Regions from separate parts of the Homo sapiens genome. Here region 1 is linked to region 2. Evidence: read pairs that join two places in POLR2A ChIA-PET (ENCODE). Cell type or tissue: HepG2. All regions are shown on one strand. Each heading gives the region's core, and the rest is flanking DNA. Links, peaks and the distances in the headings are about the cores only.

Region 1 (5,372 bases), core at 63-5,062, 53 kb after region 2:
CTTAGTTTGCTCCCATCTCCTGTTCCGCGCTGCTGGTTTTCGATTGTGCGTCACTGAATTGCCATCAGAAGTCCAGTCCCGACTGCGTGTGCGAGGCCAGGGAGGGAGGTGAGAGGCGGCCTCTCGGACACACTCTGCTGTGATCTTTGATTCAGGAGACACCCTCTTTGTTGATGATCCCTAAGAACTAAAGAGAGACTCCAGCATCACCCTTTCTCCTGGTGCCCTGTCCATAACTAAGCATCCAGGAATGTCCTCTGCAGGCATTTTCTCTGCTCATCCTCGCAGCAATCCTGTGAAGGAGACGTTTTCTCCATTCTATAGGAGAGGACTCTGAGGTTCAGAAAACTCAAGTCAGAGAACACGTGAGCTTGGACTCCGTTGCCTGACCCGCGTCGGACTGTAGGCTGCTGTTGCAGCTGTGTGGCTTTGGGTGCCTGGCCTGGGTGCTATGTGTTCACAAAATGCACTTCCCTTCCACCCTAGGTTCAAGGTGAACTCCGATCCCAGCCTCTCCTGTCAGGCTCAGCAATGGAAATGAGCAGAGGGGCCCTTTGTTCCATGCAGGCTGAATCCAGAACCTTCTGAGGACTTGAAGCCCTTTTATGCGGACAGGATGGGAAGTTAAGCGAAAGTTAACTTCTGTTGGATTAAGACCCTGAAGATTGGGCTTTAACACCTGTTGTGTTACCTGCACTCAAACAAACCAGGGCTCCTTACTCAGCCCTCAGGAGCCTTGGCATTCTCACCTCTAAAGCAGGAGGAGTCGTGATAACTGCCTTGAGGAATTTGAGCAAAGTTAAATGACCTGAACTATTTGGGCGTGTCTTGACCAATGTCCGACCTTGGGAGGTGCTGGATGAATTTTTATTTCTCTACTTTAAGTCAGCCTTTCTACCTTGTTGCTCTTCTCAGCTGCCTTTCTCTGAGCCTCCTTCATCACTCTGTTCATTTCTGTGAGACAAAGATCATTACAACTGCCTTAATATTTCGGTGCAAGACGCACCGTGACCTGACATTGCTCTACCCCGCCTCCTGCCACGATCATTCTTTTGTAGCAATATTCCGCCAGCTTCATTTTGTGCAGTGAGTGGAACAAGAGTCAGAACACCAGGGCGGCTGAGCCTGTCGATCAAGCCTCCACCTAACAACAGACATGCCTGAGTCCCACAGTCATAATTAGGATGAAGCTTTTCCCTGGCTGGACCCGGACTGCAGTCACACTGTAAGAGCTCATCATTCTAGGCCTCTGCCAGTGCGTGTTCAGTCAGAGGCAAGCAGTGGCCCCGGCTCCCAGAAGCATGGGGAGGACTCCTACCAGGGACGGTGGCCAGAATGGCTGCACACAGCCTTTGCTTCCAAGAAAAAGCATCTCCGCAGGCCCAGGCACCTCTGGCAGCCCTCAGAGCAGGACCCTCTTCAACAAGGTGATAGCAGAAGGGAAGAAACGCAGAGGTCTGTCTCAGAGATTAGAGCAACACAGAAACTGGATGCCCCCTTTCAGGGGAGAAACACGGGGTTTCACATCAGGAACCTGTTGAGGAACTTCCCGTCAGGCCCAGCAACACACCCAGGACCAAACCCCAACAGTGATGACTAAAAAATGTGTGTGGGGGCTGGGCACAGTGGTTCCTGCCTGTCAATCCAGCACTTTGGGAGGCCAAGGAGTGAGGCTCACTTTAGCTCAGGAGTTGGAGACTGGCCTAGGCAGCATAGTGAGGACCTATTTCTACAAAATAGTAATAATAATAATAATAATGGTAATAATAATAATAAAGCTGCATGGCCCCCAAAGGGTCGTGTCCAGCTCTGGATAAACTTGTCTGGTTAGTTCAGGTTTCATGGCGCGGCATAGAGGACCCCGACCGTTCATCACTCATTGCTGTGTCCCCAGTTGGCTGTGGCCTGAAACTGCCTGGTTTCAGTCAACACTGTTGCCGTCTTGCATCAGCCATTCAGGGGGTGGGTACCCATGGGAGGGCCTCAGCCAGGACAAAGGTCCACTTCTGTCTAATCGTGTAACTTTAAAATAAAGCTTTTGTGCAGGGACAGAGTAAACAAACTTTAAATGTGAATTTGCATCAATTGAACATTTACAAGTGTGACACTTTTACCTGGTGGCCCACTGGGACCAGGACGAAGCAGCTGGAGGGGCCCCAATGTGTGACTGAGAGAGGAATGTGTGGGCAGCCGTAGCGAGGCTGAGAGGTGAGCAGGCTGGGAAAACCCAGCGAGATGAGCGTGGCTGGAGACCGGCGGAACAGGCAGGCTGTGCAGGGCTTGCATGGGCGAGTGAGGCGCCCGTGCTGGCCAGAACATCATGGCTCTGTGCTGAGGGAACCACGGTGAGCGACGCCCAGAGACCCAGTCTTGGATCAGGAGCTGTAGTGGATACAGTTGAGGGAGTTTTGTGTAGTGCCTCACTGTTCTGATAAGAAGAAAACATGTACAAGCTACGAACTGCAAATTGAGAAATTTTGGTGATTTTGCAAATGAGATAAATGGTCCTATATTTGCATTTGAAATTGGCATTGCACAAAATAAGTTGACTAATAATTTTTAATTTTCCTTCTTAGAATGACAATGTGGCAAATAAAGGAACCCAATGAAAAGAAGGGAAAGAGACTGCAGAGGGAAGGAAAAAGCTTTATATTTTACTACCATAATGGCACTTTTTAAAAAATTTTTATTTATTTATTTATTTTTGAGACAGAGTCTTGCTCTGTCGCCCAGGCTAGAGTGCAGTGGCACAATCTCGGCTCACTGCCAGCTCCGCCTCCTGGGTTCACACCATTCTCCTGCCTCAGCCTTCCCAGTAGCTGGGACTACAGGCGCCCACCACCACGCCTGGCTTTTTTTTGTGTGTGTGTGTGTTTTTAGTAGAGACAGGGTTTCACCGTGTTGGCCAGGATGGTCTCTATCTCCTGACCTCGTGATCCACCTGCCTCGGTCTCCCAAAGTGCTGGGATTACAGGCGTGAGCCACTGGGCCCGGCCAATAATGGCACTTTTTCCTGCTTTTTGTACAGGGGGTCCTGCATTTGTGTTTTGTCCTGGGCCCCTAAATTCTGCAGCTGGCCCTGGTAGAAAGCTGAGAAGTCAGAACAAAGGACTGCCCAGAGGCTGCACGGGGTGGGGGTGGGGGTGGGGGGGGGGCGTTCACATGGTCCGGAGTCCCCACCCCACCGCGTTTATATCTGGCACACTCTGGAGGACCCATCCATCTGTGTTCATGTCTGGCTGTGGCATCTATTGACCATGGGCTCTCAAAGTCACCTAATCATTTTGCATCTCTCTTTTTTCATGTCTAAGACAGGGATAATGATGGCACATACCTGTTAATGGCTGTTGTGAAGCTCTGTGTTAAGTTCTTAAGACAGAACTTGTCACAAGTCAGCCAGGCGTCATAATCACCGATGCCATCTCTTAACAAACTGGCCTTAACTATGAGCAGAGGGTGCAATGCGGAGGGCTGTGGGGTGCCCAGAGGTGAACAAGATGAGTGCTGTTGTCAGGGAGCTTTCAGTGGGATGAGGGAGCAGGGCCCCATCACGAAGGACATGGGGGGTTAGGGGAAAGGGGAGCCTTCCGGTGTGGGGGACATGGACAGACCTTCGGAGGAGAAAGGGTTGTGGGTTGAGTTGCATCCCCCGGAAAGGTATGTTGAAGCCCTAACCTGGTGCCTGTGAACGAGCCCTCACTTGCAGAACTGATCAAGTTGAGCTGGGGTCAACTAGAGCAGGGTGAGCCTCGAGTTCCATGTGACCAATGTCCTCATGGGAGGAGAGGGGAGCACGGGGAGAAGGTGACCACTTGAGGACGAAGGCAGAGGTTGGGGTGACGCGTCTACAAACGAGGGTTTCCCCGAACACCAGAGCTAAGAGCAAGGCATTGGCGCCCTCCCGCTGTGGAGTCTGCAGAGGGAGCCTGGCCCGGCTGACACCGTGGGTGCAGACTCCCGGCCTCCAGGCTGGGGGACAAGAAGTTCCTGTTGTGGCGACCTCAAGAAACTAACACAAAGGGGCATTTGAATTCAGTTGTCCAGGAAGATACAGGTGTTGCAGGGATGGGCTGCCACGTGGGCGGAGGCCTGGATGGGAAGGATTGTGCCAGGCATGGGTTCCCGCAGTGTGTTCCCCTGGCTGGCAGCGTCGCGGCACCTGGGAGTCATTAGGCAGCAAGGGAGGGAATTGCGATTCTGGGCGGGGCTCAGCTGTGCAGATTTTAGCAAGGTCTCCAGGTGCTTCTGCTGAGGGCCAGAGTTAAGACAGAGCTTAAGACAGAGAACCTCAACAGGAGGCCTGAAGGAAAGCACCTGGGAGTCATTAGGCAGCAAGGGAGGGAATTGCAATTCTGGGCGGGGCTCAGCTGTGCAGAGTTTAGCAAGGTCTCCAGGTGCTTCTGCTGAGGGCCAGAGTTAAGAAAGAGCGAGAACCTCATCAGGAGGACTGAAGGAAAGGAGCCAGGCTGCAGCCCTCTGCCTGCCCTTCCGTGCCATCATCTCCAGGATTAATGAAAGGGCCATTCAGGAAACAGCACAGGTGAGATGTGGGATGGGCTCCGTGGCTGCCTCTGTTTCCTGCCTTCTGTCTGTAAACTTCTGATTCAAGGAGGTGGCGTGGCCTCTCAGGGCAGTTGTATTTTTGGTTTACAGGCTCGTCAGCCCCCACTTATCTATCATAAGTGGGACACACATATGGGAGGAAAAGTTTCCTTTTCCTTCTACCCATCCTAGGTTCTCTGGCTGAGGTCCTATAAATTAGAATGGCAAAAGACAGGTTGACAAAATAGAAACAAACAAGGTTATTAACATGCTCATCATGCACACACATGGGAGCACTCAGCCATGAGTCACTCCAAGGGTTTATTAGAACTTGGGCTGATAGAGCTTCTAAACAAAATAATGACAAATTTTAGAGGAGTGACAAGACAAAGGAAAAGACCTTTGGGCTTCTAGGGCAGCAAACTGCAGCCAGCTAAACACATGGGAAATGAATGGAGGATAAGGGCTAGTTCCTAGTAGTCAAGTTTGCTGAGTAGATTCCTCCAGTGCTGTCTCCAGGCTGATAAGGCCTAGACTTGCCCCAGTGATTGGCTTCTGTCCTTCCTGGTAGAGACAGGAGTGGGGACACCTTCACTAAATTATGTCCTGCTTTTAGGCAAAGAGGGGCAGGAGAGAGAGCTTCACTTATATCTACATCTTAAAAATTGTCTTCAGCTCAAAATGATCCTTATGCCAAAGTGGTGTCTTTGGGGGTGGCTGACTCTGCTGCTCTTTACTTACCTTGAACTCCCACCATCATGGCTGCCTCAGAATCCCACAGGGCATCGAGAATGTTCTATGCAAATGGAGAGGCCAGGAGCAGTGGCAGA
Region 2 (5,372 bases), core at 292-5,291:
AAAGCCACATACACGTGTCTATATCTATTTATGGCCCATCAGAAGGACACAAGAGCCAATGGGAAAGAGCTCAAAGCAGCCACAGAAGAAATAATGTGGCGATGGATGGTGACCCAAAGTGTAGAGTAAATATATGAGCCCATGCTGACGCAGATCAATGATTGAGTAATAAATACATCGGGGAGAAGGGACAGGCGTTTTTTATGGAAGAATTACAGAGTACACATAGACATTCCTCAGGGTGGAGATTAGCTGCTGTCTTCTTGACTGCTGGCTCCCTGGGCACTCGCTCCCGCAGAACCGCGTGTGGAAAGGGAAGGCAGTGGGTTTGCAGTGGAGAGATGTGGCCGGCACCACGGAGCCAACGGGATCAAGGTTAACATCGCTGGTGAGGAGGCCTGTCCCTGTCCTGTATCCCCCATATGACGGGACAAGAAAGCGCCTCACCAGGGAGCTGTCCTCCGCAAACCCACAGCCCCAGCCTAATCATGAGAAAACAGCAAACAAACCAAAATTAAGGAACAGTCTACAGACTACGGTGCTCTTCAAAAGAGTCCAGGTCATGAAAAACAAGGAAAATGAAAAGCTGTCACAGAGCAGCCAGAAGATCCGATGACTGAGTCCAACAGGGAATCCAGGACAGGATCCTGGCACAGAAAAAAGAACCTCGTGGGAAGCCTGGAGGAACCCAAATAAAGGCTGTCCCCCGACTAACTGTCACATGGCAGCGTTACTTCCTAGCTGTTCGAATGTGCCGTGGCTCTGTGAGATGCTCAGCATTTGGGGAAGCTGGCACAGGGCCTACGGGGTAAATGCGTTGGATCTATAGGTTGGTACCTTTCAAGGGGACTCTCTGTACTACATTTGCAACTTTTTTGTAAATCTAAAACTATTTCAAAATAAAAGCTGTATTTAAAAAGACAAAGCATTGCTCTCAGCCTGGCCTGTCTGCCTCCTCTTCCCAGGTGGCCCAGGGTTAAAGAGACCAGGATGCTGCTCCCGTCCTCAAACACTGGGATGTGGATGAGAAGCCCAACGATGTTGTTTGGTCAAAGAAGACAGTTAAGTGAATGGGGCATTGAAGAGAAGTCAGGGCAAAAGAGTATTTTTAGACTAGACATTCTGTATCTTCACGGCAGCGCATTGGCGGGGAAGGGTTGCCATGGCAACTGCACCCATCTTTCGTTAGCTGTCCGAGGGAATAAGCAGAGAGGAGTGCCTGGCACAGATCTCCCCTTGAGAGGCCGGGGGATGGCTGGAGCCCAGTGGGACAGTGACCCGGGCCCGGGCTTCCTCAATTCTGCCCCAGGAAGGAGGGGCTTGAATGGTGAAGTCCTCTGACCTGCTTCTATGTGGGAGACTGTAATGATCAGTCTTTAAATTGAGCAGTGATGACTGAAAGGTGAGGACAAAGTGCACTGGGTTTTATTCAGTGTCGTTAATTAGGAAAGTACGTGTCCCACATATTTTCTTTTTCTTTTTCTTTTTCTTTTTTTTGAGATGGAGTTTCACTCTTGTTGCCCAGGCTGGAGTGCAATGGCGCGATCTCAGCTCACTGCAACCTCTGCTTCTGGGGTTCAAGTGACTCTCCTGCCTCAGCCTCCTGAGTAGCTGGGATTACAGGCATGCGCCACCACATATGGCTAATTTTGTATTTTTAGTAGAGACGGAGTTTCTCCATGTTGGTCAGGCTGGTCTTAAACTCCCGACCTCAGGTGATATGCCTGCCTTGGCCTCCCAAAGTGCTGGGATTACAGGCGTGAGCCACCGTGCCTGGCCTACACTTTTTCTTTTTCTTTTTTTTTTTTTTTTTTTTTTTTTGGTGAGACAAATTCTTGCTCTCTCGCCCAGGCTGGAGTGTAGTGGCACGATCTTGGCTCATTGCAACCTCTGCCTCCCGGGTTCAAGCAATTCTTGTTCCTCGGCTTCTGGAGTAGCTCAGATTACAGGTGCCTGCCACCACACTTGGCTAATTTTTTGTATTTTTAGTAGAGATGGGGTTTCGCCATGTTGGCCAGGCTGGTCTTGAACTCCTGACCTCAGGAGATCCACCTGCCTCGGCCTCTCAAAGTGCTGGGATTACATCCCACATATTTTCTTAAAAGAAAGCACACATTTGGGGAGAATAAAATTAGAAATCTAACTTGCTATTTAGAAAAACAAAAATGAAGAGAGCTGCTCTTGAGATGTAGCCAAAGCTACATAAAATTTCCAGCTTTTTCAAAAAATAGAGAACAGAGACCTTGTGTGTGTGCTGTGCTGCATGGAGAGCCAGCCTGCCAGGAGTGCAGGAACGCAGTACTAAAATGCCACTCACGCATGACGATTGCGAGTACAAAGTCCCCAGGAGCTTCTCAAGTATGTGAAAATATTTTCCCCAACATTTTTTTTTTGAGACAGTCTTGCTCTGTCGCCCAGGCTGCAGTGCAATGACGTGATCTCAGCTCACTGCAACCTCTGCCTCCCGGGTTCAAGTGATCCTCCAGCCTCAGCCTCTTGAGTAGTGGGACTACAGGCATGTGCCACCACGCCTGGCTAATTTTTATATTTTTAGGAGAGATGGGGTTTCACCATGTTGGCCTGGCTGGCCTCGAACTCCTGAGCTCAAGTGATCCGCCACCTTGGCCCCACAAAGTGCTGGGATTACAGGCGTGAGCCATCATGCCAAGCTAATTTGATTTATTTTTGAAAAAAATTACTTTTTCCTGTACAGAAAGACAGAAATAGTTTCAATTTAAATTAGCATCCCTTATTAAAGGGAGTCTTTATTCCAGTCATTCACCGGACTTGGACGTTGATACTCTTTGTTTGACCTTAGGTAACTTTGTTTGCACAATTCAACAAGGCTTTCCCTGAGAGTATCATGTGTCCATATAAGGAAAAGGAGAGTTGAGTCCACTATTTACATAGCTCACGAAGAACAAAAACCAAATATGAATGATCACATTCATTGGGAGCATTTGGAGAGTTATCGTATGGAATATTGTGGGGATATTTGTCCCAGTGTTCTCCTTTTCATTTAATGTGTAAATACATTTTAAAATTCATGTAAGTTCAGATAAGTCATGGTGCACTTCTGGTAATGGGATGTGCATTTGGGGAGCTCAGTGAAACACCGGCTCTGCCACACATCCAGGGGACAGTTTAAACAAATGCTGTTTGATGCTTATTGGTAACGTAGCTAAGAGTCCAGCAGCGACGTGACATGCCACTAGGTTATAATTCTGCACTGCCAAGAACACCAAAGTGAGTTGCTGTTTGTCTCCCCTCCATTAAATCAGTATTTGTTCTGTTAAGCAATGCCCCGGCCTGGCCTCGGGTCCAGTCTACCCCTTCCAGCCTCCAGGCCTTGATCCCGACGAGCCAGAGTGTGGCGCTGGGCCAAGTACACACACATTTTGGTGAAGAGCTTCACTAGGTCCACCTGCATTACTGGGGCAGCAGAAAGGACTGTGAAACACGGCTCCTTAAATCCAACAGTGTGGGTTTGTTCAAAGGTGATTTTCAGCTGTCCTGTGGATACGCAACCCACCAGGAAGACAAGAAAGGAAGTGCCTGGAGTGTTCAGTCCACGATCTATGAGGTCACGTGTGCTCTTTATCCTCAGTGCAGGGACAGCAGCCAGGTCTGTCATCTCAGAAACATTGGCCTGTAGTTCGTTTGTGGGTTTGCTTTTTCCATTTTCTAAGCCCCGAGTGTTTGCCAGATAAAGGCAGAATGGTGAAGTCTCTCCTGAAGGGAAGAGGGTCTCATGTGAGCCATGCTCACCTCCGAGAGGACACTTCATCTCACCTCATCAGCATCTCTTAGACACGCAGTCTTGCCTCTTTGGGCCTCTGACACCCCTCGGGGCCTTAGATGGGGTTTTTGGGAAATTCAGGGTTCCTACCCTAAGTCCTCATCTGTGTCATTTTCAACACCACCCAGTACGCACACCCTCCGGCAAGCGGCCACACACACTGCCCCAGCTTCCTTCTCTCCCTAATGACCTTCCTCCAAAACCCTTTCATGCATCTCCTTGTGGAAAACATGGCCAGCCAGCACAAAGCACCTCAGAGCTCAGCAGAGCCTGGCACCAGCACCTGATATATGGCAAAAATGTTAACTTCAAGATACATATATGGTTCAACTTCACCAATAAATGTTATCCTCAATAAATGTTAATTGACTAAGATGATATTTTGACTTTCAGAGACAATACAAATTGGAATAATACGTAAAGAAATTAGCATAACGTGGACTTCTTCATACTAACCGTGTTATCGATCAATCAACTTGGACCTTATTTTTATTTTTTGGCAACACTTTAGTTTACTTCAGTTCTGGCCTCTCATTAGTTCCCACGGATGACCTGTATTTTGATATTAGAGGACCTTCCTGATGTTTTATTGCACTGTCTGCTGGTCTTTCTCCCTTGGTTGCTTCAACTCACCAGCCCCATCCTCTAGGACTCGCTCTCTGGCTCTGGGGGCTGTTTCCAGAGGCTGCTCTTCCCCTCCCCTTCACCAGCCTGTGCCTTCTAAGGAGCTTCCCTTTGTGCACAAATAAACCTGGTCTGTTTCCATCCTTCCCAGCCACACCCTCCCTGTCCCTCCAGCACTTCTACTGGGATTGAATTTCTGAAACCATGGCTTCAGTTACGTCTGCTTTTTCTCCCCCTTCCTCCCAGTTCCTCCTTTTAATCTATGTTCAAAGGGATTTTTAAAAAATGACCAGTATATTTCACTCTCTGCCTTTTCTCTGTAGCAGAATAAAATGCTACTCTTAGAGGAGATAGTTCCCAGCATCCCCCAGTGTTCCTGTGACCAGGGCAGGTCTTAGGATGAGACCACAGGGCAGGTCCCCCAGTGGTCTCATCATAAGCAAAGGGACACTCTTATCTTACCCGACCCCTGAGGCTGCCTTCCCGCAGCCTACACATTCCTGCAGACGTGGAGTTGCCTGAGGGAAGAGAGTGCAACCTCTAGAAACCCAGAGCTGGCTTGGCTCTCAGAGCTGGTTTTGGCATTATGAGCTCTGTGTGTGCACTGGAGCCATGGCCCGGCCCAGGGCTGACCTGCCAAAGGCCAAAGAGGGGTACGTGTAAAGGATTTAAAAGGTGTCAATAGCCACTTCAGTCCTTAAAATTAACATCTGGGCTCTATCAGCTTGAGAAAAGAAGTGGTTCTGTAGATCTGCTCGAATCTGCAGGTCACTCATTGGACGTTAAAATGACAGATGCCCTGGGTGATACAAAGCTCAGAGCACGCGTGTTCCGGAAAACCGAGACTTCACCAGCCACTAGATGGCACCGTTTTGCTACGGCTGAGTTCACCACAGGCGCCATGTGTTCTTCATGCTGTAGAATCACCTTGTAAATCACCAAACTTCCG

What was found. ChIA-PET counts read pairs that join two places held together with the same protein. Peaks named below come from ENCODE experiments on the same cell type or tissue, not always from the same donor. Only the 100,000 strongest peaks of a DNase experiment are listed, where the experiment ranks them.
Region 1: POLR2A ChIA-PET joins it to region 2 with 6 read pairs; 2 of 35 experiments call an interaction of 5 or more read pairs at or near these places.

The regions. Positions count from the first base shown.
Region 1 is chr6:167,266,919-167,272,290 of GRCh38, forward strand. It overlaps a transcript of UNC93A not described here. Among named protein-coding and RNA genes, the nearest start is that of UNC93A, 22 kb to the right of the region's middle. RefSeq lists an enhancer at 732-1,931. In HepG2, for the core only: no CTCF peak of the experiment used is centred there; DNase peaks (open chromatin) are centred at 496 and 2,043; H3K4me3 peaks cover 704 bases.
Region 2 is chr6:167,213,259-167,218,630 of GRCh38, forward strand. No RefSeq gene overlaps it. Among named protein-coding and RNA genes, the nearest start is that of HPAT5, 12 kb to the right of the region's middle. RefSeq lists a silencer at 3,183-3,477. In HepG2, for the core only: no CTCF peak of the experiment used is centred there; DNase peaks (open chromatin) are centred at 2,363, 2,723 and 3,373.